Linked DNA regions of Homo sapiens: region 2 is linked to region 1. Evidence: read pairs that join two places in POLR2A ChIA-PET (ENCODE). Cell type or tissue: OCI-LY7. All regions are shown on one strand. Each heading gives the region's core, and the rest is flanking DNA. Links, peaks and the distances in the headings are about the cores only.

Evidence for each region. Peaks named below come from ENCODE experiments on the same cell type or tissue, not always from the same donor. Only the 100,000 strongest peaks of a DNase experiment are listed, where the experiment ranks them.
Region 2: POLR2A ChIA-PET joins it to region 1 with 5 read pairs; 5 of 35 experiments call an interaction of 5 or more read pairs at or near these places.

The regions. Positions count from the first base shown.
Region 1 is chr18:23,978,095-23,984,300 of GRCh38, reverse strand. LINC02958 (long intergenic non-protein coding RNA 2958) reads left to right here and starts at 1,759. Exons shown (of 2, transcript NR_199650.1): 1 at 1,759-1,927. RefSeq lists an enhancer at 2,469-2,578. In OCI-LY7, for the core only: no CTCF peak of the experiment used is centred there; a DNase peak (open chromatin) is centred at 2,750.
Region 2 is chr18:24,153,659-24,156,158 of GRCh38, reverse strand. It overlaps CABYR (calcium binding tyrosine phosphorylation regulated), which reads right to left. Exons shown (of 6, transcript NM_153769.3): 4 at 117-458. Among named protein-coding and RNA genes, the nearest start is that of CABYR, 16 kb to the right of the region's middle. In OCI-LY7, for the core only: no CTCF peak of the experiment used is centred there; no DNase peak of the experiment used is centred there.

The DNA.
Region 1 (6,206 bases), core at 1,436-3,935:
AAATCTGGATTTTTACCCAGGCATCTTGGCTGCAGAGTCCTACCTTGACTATGCTATACTGCCTTTCAGATGGAAAGGTAAATAAGGTACCATTTCTGTCCTTGAAGTGCCCTGGTCCAGTAGGGGAAACAGATGCAGTTATTCATTCATTTGTTCCTTCCTTTCTTCCTTCAATGTTCATTAAGCACCTGCTCCATGTCAAGAGCTTGGTATATCCCTAGCCCCCATGGAACTTACAGACATACAAGCTGTCATAAAATGTGGCAAATGCAAGATGGAGACATGTACAGAGTATTTGTTATGGGACCTCCAACTAGTAGCAATTAATGTAGTCTTGGGGGTTAGGGAGAGCTTCCTAAATAAAGTGATATTCTTATTTATTTATTATTTTTTTTTATTTTTTTATTTTTTGAGACAGAATCTTGCTCTGTTGTCTAGGCTGGAGTGCAGTAGTCTGATCTTGGCTCACTGCAACCTCTGCCTCCCAGGTTCAAGTGATTCTCCTGCCTCAGCCTCCTGAGTAGCTAGGATTACAGGCGTGCACCACCATGCCCAGCTAAGTTTTGTATTTTTAGTAGAGATGGGGTTTCACCACATTAGCCAGCCTGGTCTGGAACTCCTGGCCTCAGGTGATTCACCCACCGTGGCCTCCCACAGTGCTGGGATTACAGGCATGAGCTACCGCACCGGGCCTTGAGGTTCTTTTCTAAGGATGAATTGCACATCTCCTGTTAAAATAACACAACTCCTGGGAGACTTACTGATCAGTTGGATTCGTTATTTTCTAACATTTTGAATTTTTGAATGAATTTTTCTTCCTGAGGAGCAGGTTCTGATGAATACTGCTGAGAAAGGGACATTGTTGGTGTTGGGCAGCTGGGGTCAGTGAGAGGGGTTCCCCTAGAAGCAGGAGGGAGGTGGAAGCTTCTGAAGGGTCCACTTGCTTTGCCTCCCAATTTCCCCTTTCTTTCTGCTCCCAGGCCCAAGGCTGGACAGATCCACGTAGGCTCAACTGCCCTGAGAATGGTTCAAGCTCCAGAATGACTATGTTCCTTCCTTTTATATTCTTGGTCAATGTCTTAGTTCCTCGTGGAGAAAACCTGCTGTTTTAAATCTATATGTGCTCATTTTAAAAGTAATTTTTAATACTGTGTTCTGGGTCTATGATTATCCATTTGAAATCCGAAATTTGGGTATTTTAGAGTTCTGTGTTATGGTAAAAGTTGCTTAAGAAATCATTTGTATGTAATTTCAAGCTGTCCATGGGTTGGGGATTTAGGCTGCCAGGAGGATTTCTACTTTATGAAGAGAAGGACACCACCATGGAGAATCACCCTGGCTGCATAATCTGTGTGTGATCCTTCTTCCAAGAGAGGATGGAAAAGGCGTTTGCTCCCTTGCACGAAGAGAGTATGTGGTTTGTTATGTGGTGTTTACATTCTTTGTATACTTAGAGGAGATCCAAACAGACTTCTATAGCGCAGGAGGATTTGATAGAAAGTTAGGTAGTGTGTCAGTGTAAGAAAGGGAAAGAAAGCAAGGTAAAGGGATACAGATGAATGGGGTGTGGTTTTAGGTGGTGTAGCCAAGGAGGCTGTTTCTAAGGAGGTGACCTTTAAGCAGAGCCTGTGTGAAATGAGAGCGAGTCACCGCCGAGAGGAGGGGGAGGGGGAGAGCCAGACAGACGCCGGACATTGGCCAGCGCTGACGCAGGCCCTTGGCTGGGCAGTCCAGGGGGAATCATTATTACGGGAAGGCACATTTTCTGTAGCTTTGCCCGAAGAGAGAAGCTGTTTTCTCTCAGAGATGGAACATGTTAGCTGGTTGCCATGATGTCTTCATTTGTCCATCGCTGCCCCTCTGTGAGCAGGCAGCCATCAGGACAGAGAGTGGCATGCTGGACAGGCCGACTCTGACAAGGAGCAAGGTGAGAAGTGGGACCCATCCCACTCAAATGAGGTTGCCATGGTTATCGCCCCTGGGAGGATCTGTGCCCCTGGGGGAGAAAGGTTTCCTAACACAATACAGAGAGATGGAGAGGCCTCGGAGTCTAACTTCACACATTTCAACGTTTTGTTCAGAACCAATTCCAGATTCTGGAACAAAGCCTTCCTCCCTTTCTTTTTCCCTCCTTCTATTCACTTCTACCTCCTTCCTTTCATTCCTCCTCCCTCCTTCTCTTCTCTTCCTCTGTCCTTCCCTTAGAGACACATAATTACATAAACCCCAACCCTCAGTTCACAGCCCTCTCTCTTGGCTGTCCTGCGCAGCATCTTGGAGCAGAGCATTTTAAGTGCTTAGTGTTTCCCTGCTTCTCTCCTTCTCTTGAATGGGTGGCTGGCTTTAATCCTTCAATTCCCGAATGCTGTCACCCTGACACTGGGAGGCATGGGGGCCAGCAGCCCATAACCTGCTGTGACTGTGGAGGTACAGGGATGGCGATATTCATATGCTTACTGACTTGCCATCTAATGCGATGCAGACTAAATCTCCTCTGAACAACCTTTTGTTTTTAGAGGAAACAAACTTTCCAAAGATGTGCTGCATCGATTCCTGAGTGGAAGCACAGGGGAGCTGCAGGGAGTGCAGCCCTGGCAGTGTCAGGGTTCCCTGCAGCACCTTCTGTCCCTAATGCTGAGCAGCTGTCAGAGGGAGTGCTGCAGAGAGCTGCCCGCTGCCTGCTCGGGAAATCCTTTGCAAACTTCCCCAGTCACAGAGCATTAGAGCGGAGCCCAGTGAGTTACTGCCTGGCCTGCTATTTCTAGCCACCCCTCTCTTAAGCAGACATATGTACACAAGAGCATTTCTAGACAGAACTAGGTTTCCTGTCGCCTGTGGCTTCAAACAGCCTTTCATTATTAATCCTTTTAAAGAACATGAGCTGCACCTGTTCAGACTTTAGCAGGATTACAAGTAATTATTGGAAAAGAAGCGTGAAAAAGGTAGGAGCTCGGTTCTGTAGTACAAAAGTCTTGCATGGTGTCCGCCACCACCATATCTGCCACAGTCTCTCAGAATTCATGCTGCCTTGTGGATTACTACACAGCTCCCTGAATCTGGGTTAGGATACCTTTAAGGACAGAGTAACATACTCTCGAAGAGTTGAAAATAGGAAGAGGAGGAACAATTGAACAATTGTATATTGCATAGACATATACTTTGTGAAATCCTCAAAGCTTCCTGTGCTGAACAGTGTTTTTTTAGATGGAGTCTTGCTCTGTTGCCCAGGCTGGAGTGCAGCAGCGCGATCTTGGCTCACTGCAACCTCCGCCTCCTGGGTTCAAGCGATTCTCCTGCTTCAGCCTCCTGAATAGCTGGAATTACAGATGCCGCCACCATGCCTGGCTAATTTTCATATTTTTAGTAGAGATGGGTTTCACCATGTTGGCTAGGCTGGTCTCGAACTCCTGGCCTCAAGTGATCCACCCGCCTCAGCCTCCCAAAGTGTTGGGATCGCAGGCATGAGCCACCGGCACCTGGCTTGCTGAACACTTGATGATAACAATCACTATTATTTCCTTAGCAGTATCAATTTCATCATCAGGCAGTATAGACTAGTATATTTTCAAAAGATCTTAGCTCAGTTAAAATAGTTGGGCTCCATTCCATTTTAATAATGTCTCTTTAAGACATTGAGTTTCTTCCAAACAGCATAAATCAAGGTGACAAGATTTAGAAATAATAATCAATAAAATATGTCATTTAAAATGATCACACAGTTTTTAAATTAGAAGCCAAGAGCGTGTTAATTATTCCTTTGAGAACGGCATAGGTTTGTTGCAACTTGTAAATTAGTTTAGAAGCTAAGAATCTTAGCTGCTCCTTGAATTGATTCCAGAATTACTGCAAACTGGGTATGGGGATGGGGCATATGAGAACTACTAAGGTTGGTACAAAATGTATCCATGATCTTAGCATTTGTGCCCTATGAAACAGCACCTGAGAGAACGACTTGGGTACAGGTAATTATAATCCTGGGAAGAAGGAGTTAGGAAGTAGGGAGAGACAGGGATGGAGGAAAAACCAATATAAGTGCATATAATTAAGGCACTTAATAATATGGGGTGTATTAGTTATCAATTGCTGCTGTAACAAATGACCACAAATGTAGTGGCTTACCACGACAAAAAAATTAGTAGCTTACAGTTCTGTAGGTCAGAAGTCCAACGTGGGTCTCACTGAGCTAAACATCTCAGCAAGGCTGTGTTCCACTTGGAGTCTCTAGGAGGGAATCCTTTCTCTTTTCTAGTTTCTAGAGGTTACCTGCATTCCTTAACTTGCAGCCCATTTCTCCATCTTCAAAGCCAACAGCATCACATCTCTCTGAGCCGTTTTCTGTCATCACACTCTTTCTGACCACAGCTGGGAAAAATTATCTGCTTTGAAGAACCTATGTAATTAGATTGGGCCCACCTGGATAATCCAGGCTCCTCTCCCCAACTCAAGGTCTATAATCATATCTCCAAAGCCCCCTTTACCATAAAAGATAACATAGTCACAGGTTCTGGGGTTAGGATGTGGACATCTTTGGGGGCCTTTAATCTGCCTGCAATGGAGGCAATGGGCAGTCAGCAGTCAGGGGAGTGCTCTTTTCTAATGGGGCTCTCAGGAGTATACAGAATCCCAGAATTGTCTACCTGAAGTACAGAAGCCGGAGATGTTACCAGCTCCCATCCTCTGCTGGTTGAAGGTTCTTCCTGGAGATAATTTGCCTGCACCTCCAGGCTGTACTTGGCATAGAGCATCCTGGGCCCTGTCAGCACAGAGCAAGAAGAGCTGGCATGAAATTGTTCCCTACAGCTGTGCTGAGAACAGAGATGGGCCAAGAGGATGTGAAATAGGCAGGCTACAAGTACCTGCTACATCTATGACATGGCATCACTTAGGCATGGAGCTTGGATACTGGAGTTCAAACCCAAGGCCTGCCACTCACTGGGAAGCCTTTACAGGTGTTAGATCTTTCTGAAGTCTTGCTTTTTCCCATTTATTAGGTGGGGAGACTTATATGGACTGCATGGAAAGTTGGGAGTATTAAATGCACTAACATATGCAAAGCAGCTAGATGTATAAGGAGTGGTCAAAAAATAGCAGTAGGAATTTTTATCTATAGATCCAAAGAAACATTTATTGGTTGCCAGGCAGTGGGGCTACATCTGTGAACAAGACCAGTAAGGTCCCTGCCTTCACTGAGGGGCTTCCTTTCCAGTGCTGGAAATCAGCAATTGACAAGTAAACAAAGAAATATACAAGTCCTTACAGATTATGGCTGCTGCAATATAGGACATGAATAGAGTAGGGTGATATGATAGAAGGTAAAGAGACAGGGGTATGGCATACATGGTCCAGTCCCCTCCACTCCTGACCCCTTCCTTTTTTTTTTTTTTTTTTTTTTGAGACAGAGTCTCGCTCTGTCACCCAGACTGGAGTGGAGTGGTGCGATTTCGGCTCACTGCAACCTCTGCCTCCCAGGCTCAAGTAGTCCTCCTACCTCAGCCTTCTAAGTAGCTGGGATCACAGACTCATGCCACCACACCCAGCATTTTTTTTTTTTTTTTTTTTTTGTATTTTTAGCAGAGACATGCTTTTGCCATGTTGTCTAGCCTTTTTTGAACTCCTTATCTCAAGTGATTCATGTGCCTTGGCCTCCCAAAGTGCTGGGATTACAGGCGTGAGCCACTGGACCCAGCTCCCCTTCCATTCTAGGAGGACCTAGTGTGTTCAGGTGGCATCCAGGGATTCCTGGATCATGAGAAGGTGGCTCCTACCCCAATTCTAGGGGTAAATCACAACTGGTCTAAATCAGTGTGATTATCCTATTTCCTTTGGTGAGTGACTGGCTTAAAAGGAGACAGGAAACCCAGTGAGATTCAAGGGGTCACCTCTGGGTGGGGGTAAGTGAGACTTCTGTTCCTGCCTGGTGAGGAGAAAGCCTCTTACCTTTTCCCCCATTCTCTCTGCCTTAAACAAAATGAATGAGCCATCTGGCCTGGCAACAGCCTTTTTGAGATCATGAAAGAGCAAGCATGAAGATAAAAGTGGAACAGCGGAAAGCTCTGAAGGGCTGAGTCCCTGATGATGTCATTAAGCAGCTGAACAAGAGCCAGTAACTATCTCTCACAATGGCTCAGTAAGAAAAAGAAAGCTCTATATTTTAAATGCTATGGCTAGACTGGTTTTCTGTCACTTGCAGCTGAACACATTCTTAG
Region 2 (2,500 bases), core at 1-2,500, 170 kb before region 1:
CATGACATCTTCAGCAGCCTCTGAGCTTGGCACCTCCTTGATAACAACAGGCATACTGGTTGCCACATCCACCATTAACACATCAGATTGATCAGAATGAATAGATGAAACTTTACCTAACATCTGAGCAGCAAGCTGAGCTGGGTCAGCTGGGACGTAGGCAAACTCTGGTGAGACAGCTGTTGGAGGTGGTGATGAGGGTGGGGTAGTAGTCTTAGGGGTGGCTGGTTTGGAAGAAAGACCACCAACTGCTTCCGTTTGCTCAGTGCCTGGCACAGCATAAACTGATGGAAACTGGGTGGTTTTGTCACTATATTCTGTTCTGGTTACATTGTCCTCGTCTGTGTCTGTAGATTTTTCCATCTGGGTAGGTACTTTAGATTCTACAGATGTTTTTCCTGGTTCTTTTAAACATTCTAATTTCTTCTGTGGTGTCGTTCCTTCTGACCATTTCTCTACTGAAAAACAACAACCAGATGGGTTAATTAACATCTAAAAAGATTTTTAGAGAAGAAAAGATTTTTAAAGAAGGCAATAATAGGGATGTAGTGGCTCATGCCTGTAATCCCAGGACTTTGGAAGGCTGAGGCAGGAGGATCGCTTGAGCCCAGGAGTTCAAGACCAGCCTGGGCAACAGTGAGACCCCATCTCTACCCACCACCACCAAAAAAAAAAGCAATAATGGGTTAAGCATTCAGATGTCAGTATAGACACAAATTAAAAGAGTTTTCAGCTTTGTTTTCCAACATCTGTAGTGTGGGTAATAAAACATTCCTGTCCTTATCCTGTCCAAGACCCTCAATTCATTTCCTTAGAAATAAGTGACACTTAATAGCGCAGTAGCAAGACTAATAATCAGATATCATCCTAAGGTGGTCAGCATCAGGGAAAGATCATAACTTTGTGCCTAGAACTAAGGAAGCTGAAAACCTCCATGGAAAAAGCTCCTGATCAAACTTCCACACAAAACTGGGGAAAAAGGTTGGGTGGGGGGGAGACCAACTTGGGCAATAAATTATTTCATCTTTGTTGGTATAGTAATTTAGTAATGACATAGATGCTGCATATTAATAAAGGCATTCCTCCATTTAAGAAAATTGGTATATAAAGTTTAACTTAATGAATTGATAAGCTAGAGGACTATAGGATTTTTTTTACTTTAAGAAAGTCACATATTCTAACCTAAAAATGGTAGCACCTGCTAATAATGTGTGATCATGCAGCCAAAGTCAGACTGACCCAGCCAAGAGGAAAAGAAAGATATCTCTGGATCTGAAAGTGTAGCCTTAAGTGAATCCTCAGGCATGAGGAAAATTCTCATGGGTTGGAAGGTCACAACAGCTGATGACATATACAAAATCCTAGAGTTGGAAAACTGCTGTAATATTTTATGTGCATCACCCACACACCTAACTACCTTAGTCATTAACTCATCAAAAGTTTTCACATCTGTTTGCTGAGAATTTTCCTTTGGGAAGCATTTCTCTAATGAAATTTATAAGAAAAGCAGAATTTGCTTCATAAGAATATATTTGGCTCAAGTCAAAACTTTGGAGACATGTTTTCAATAGGTTCAGCTGCATTCTGAAAAATAGTGTCCTGCAGTGTCTCCTTTGACATTGGCTGCTGATGTTTTATAAATTCAATTAAGATTTCTAATTCGGGACATGGACATTATACCAAATGCTCACATGCAGAGAAAGATTCAAAAAGAGAGAAAGCCACATCTATCATTACCTCCCTCTGCTTAGAACAATAACCTCATTTTCCTAACCATTCACCTCTTCAGGACTTTCCCATCCAGTTTTTAGGAAAGCCCTTTTATCCACCAGCACATCTGACTGAGTGCTTGTGCTACATACTACATGTAAGAATGGTCTAGGCACTGTTGAGGATAGAAAGACTATTAAGACGAGACCTCAATATAGCTTACATTTAATAGGAGAAATAAGATAGACAAATATAGGTTAAAAAGTACAAATACCTAATTGGAACTAATAAAGATCTTGGAGTTCTGAGGAGGGGAAAAATTTTTTTTTTTTTTTTTTTTTTTTTTGAGATGGAGTCTTGCTCTGTTGCCCAGGCTAGAGTGCAGTGGTGCCATCTTGGCTCACTGCAACCTCTACCTCCCGGGTTCAAACAATGCTCCTGCCTCAGCCTCCTGAGTAGCTGGGACTATGGGCACCTGCCACCATGCCCGGCTAATTTTTGTATTTTTAGTAGAGACAGGGTTTCACCATGTTGGCCAAGCTAGTCTTGAACTCCTGATCTTGTGATCCACCTGCCTCGGCCTTCCAAAGTGCTGGGATTACAGGGGTTGAGCCACCGCACCCAGCCGAAAAATCTTATTTAAGCCTGACCTTGGGAGAGTTACTCTTATGCTTAGGATATAGAAAGCTACAAAATACATTGTTTCCATCATAACAACAGGAAAAAGCCAGATAGATAAGCCACAAAAACATAACTTTTCTTGAGTCCAGCAGAGAGCTGAAGTCAAAAG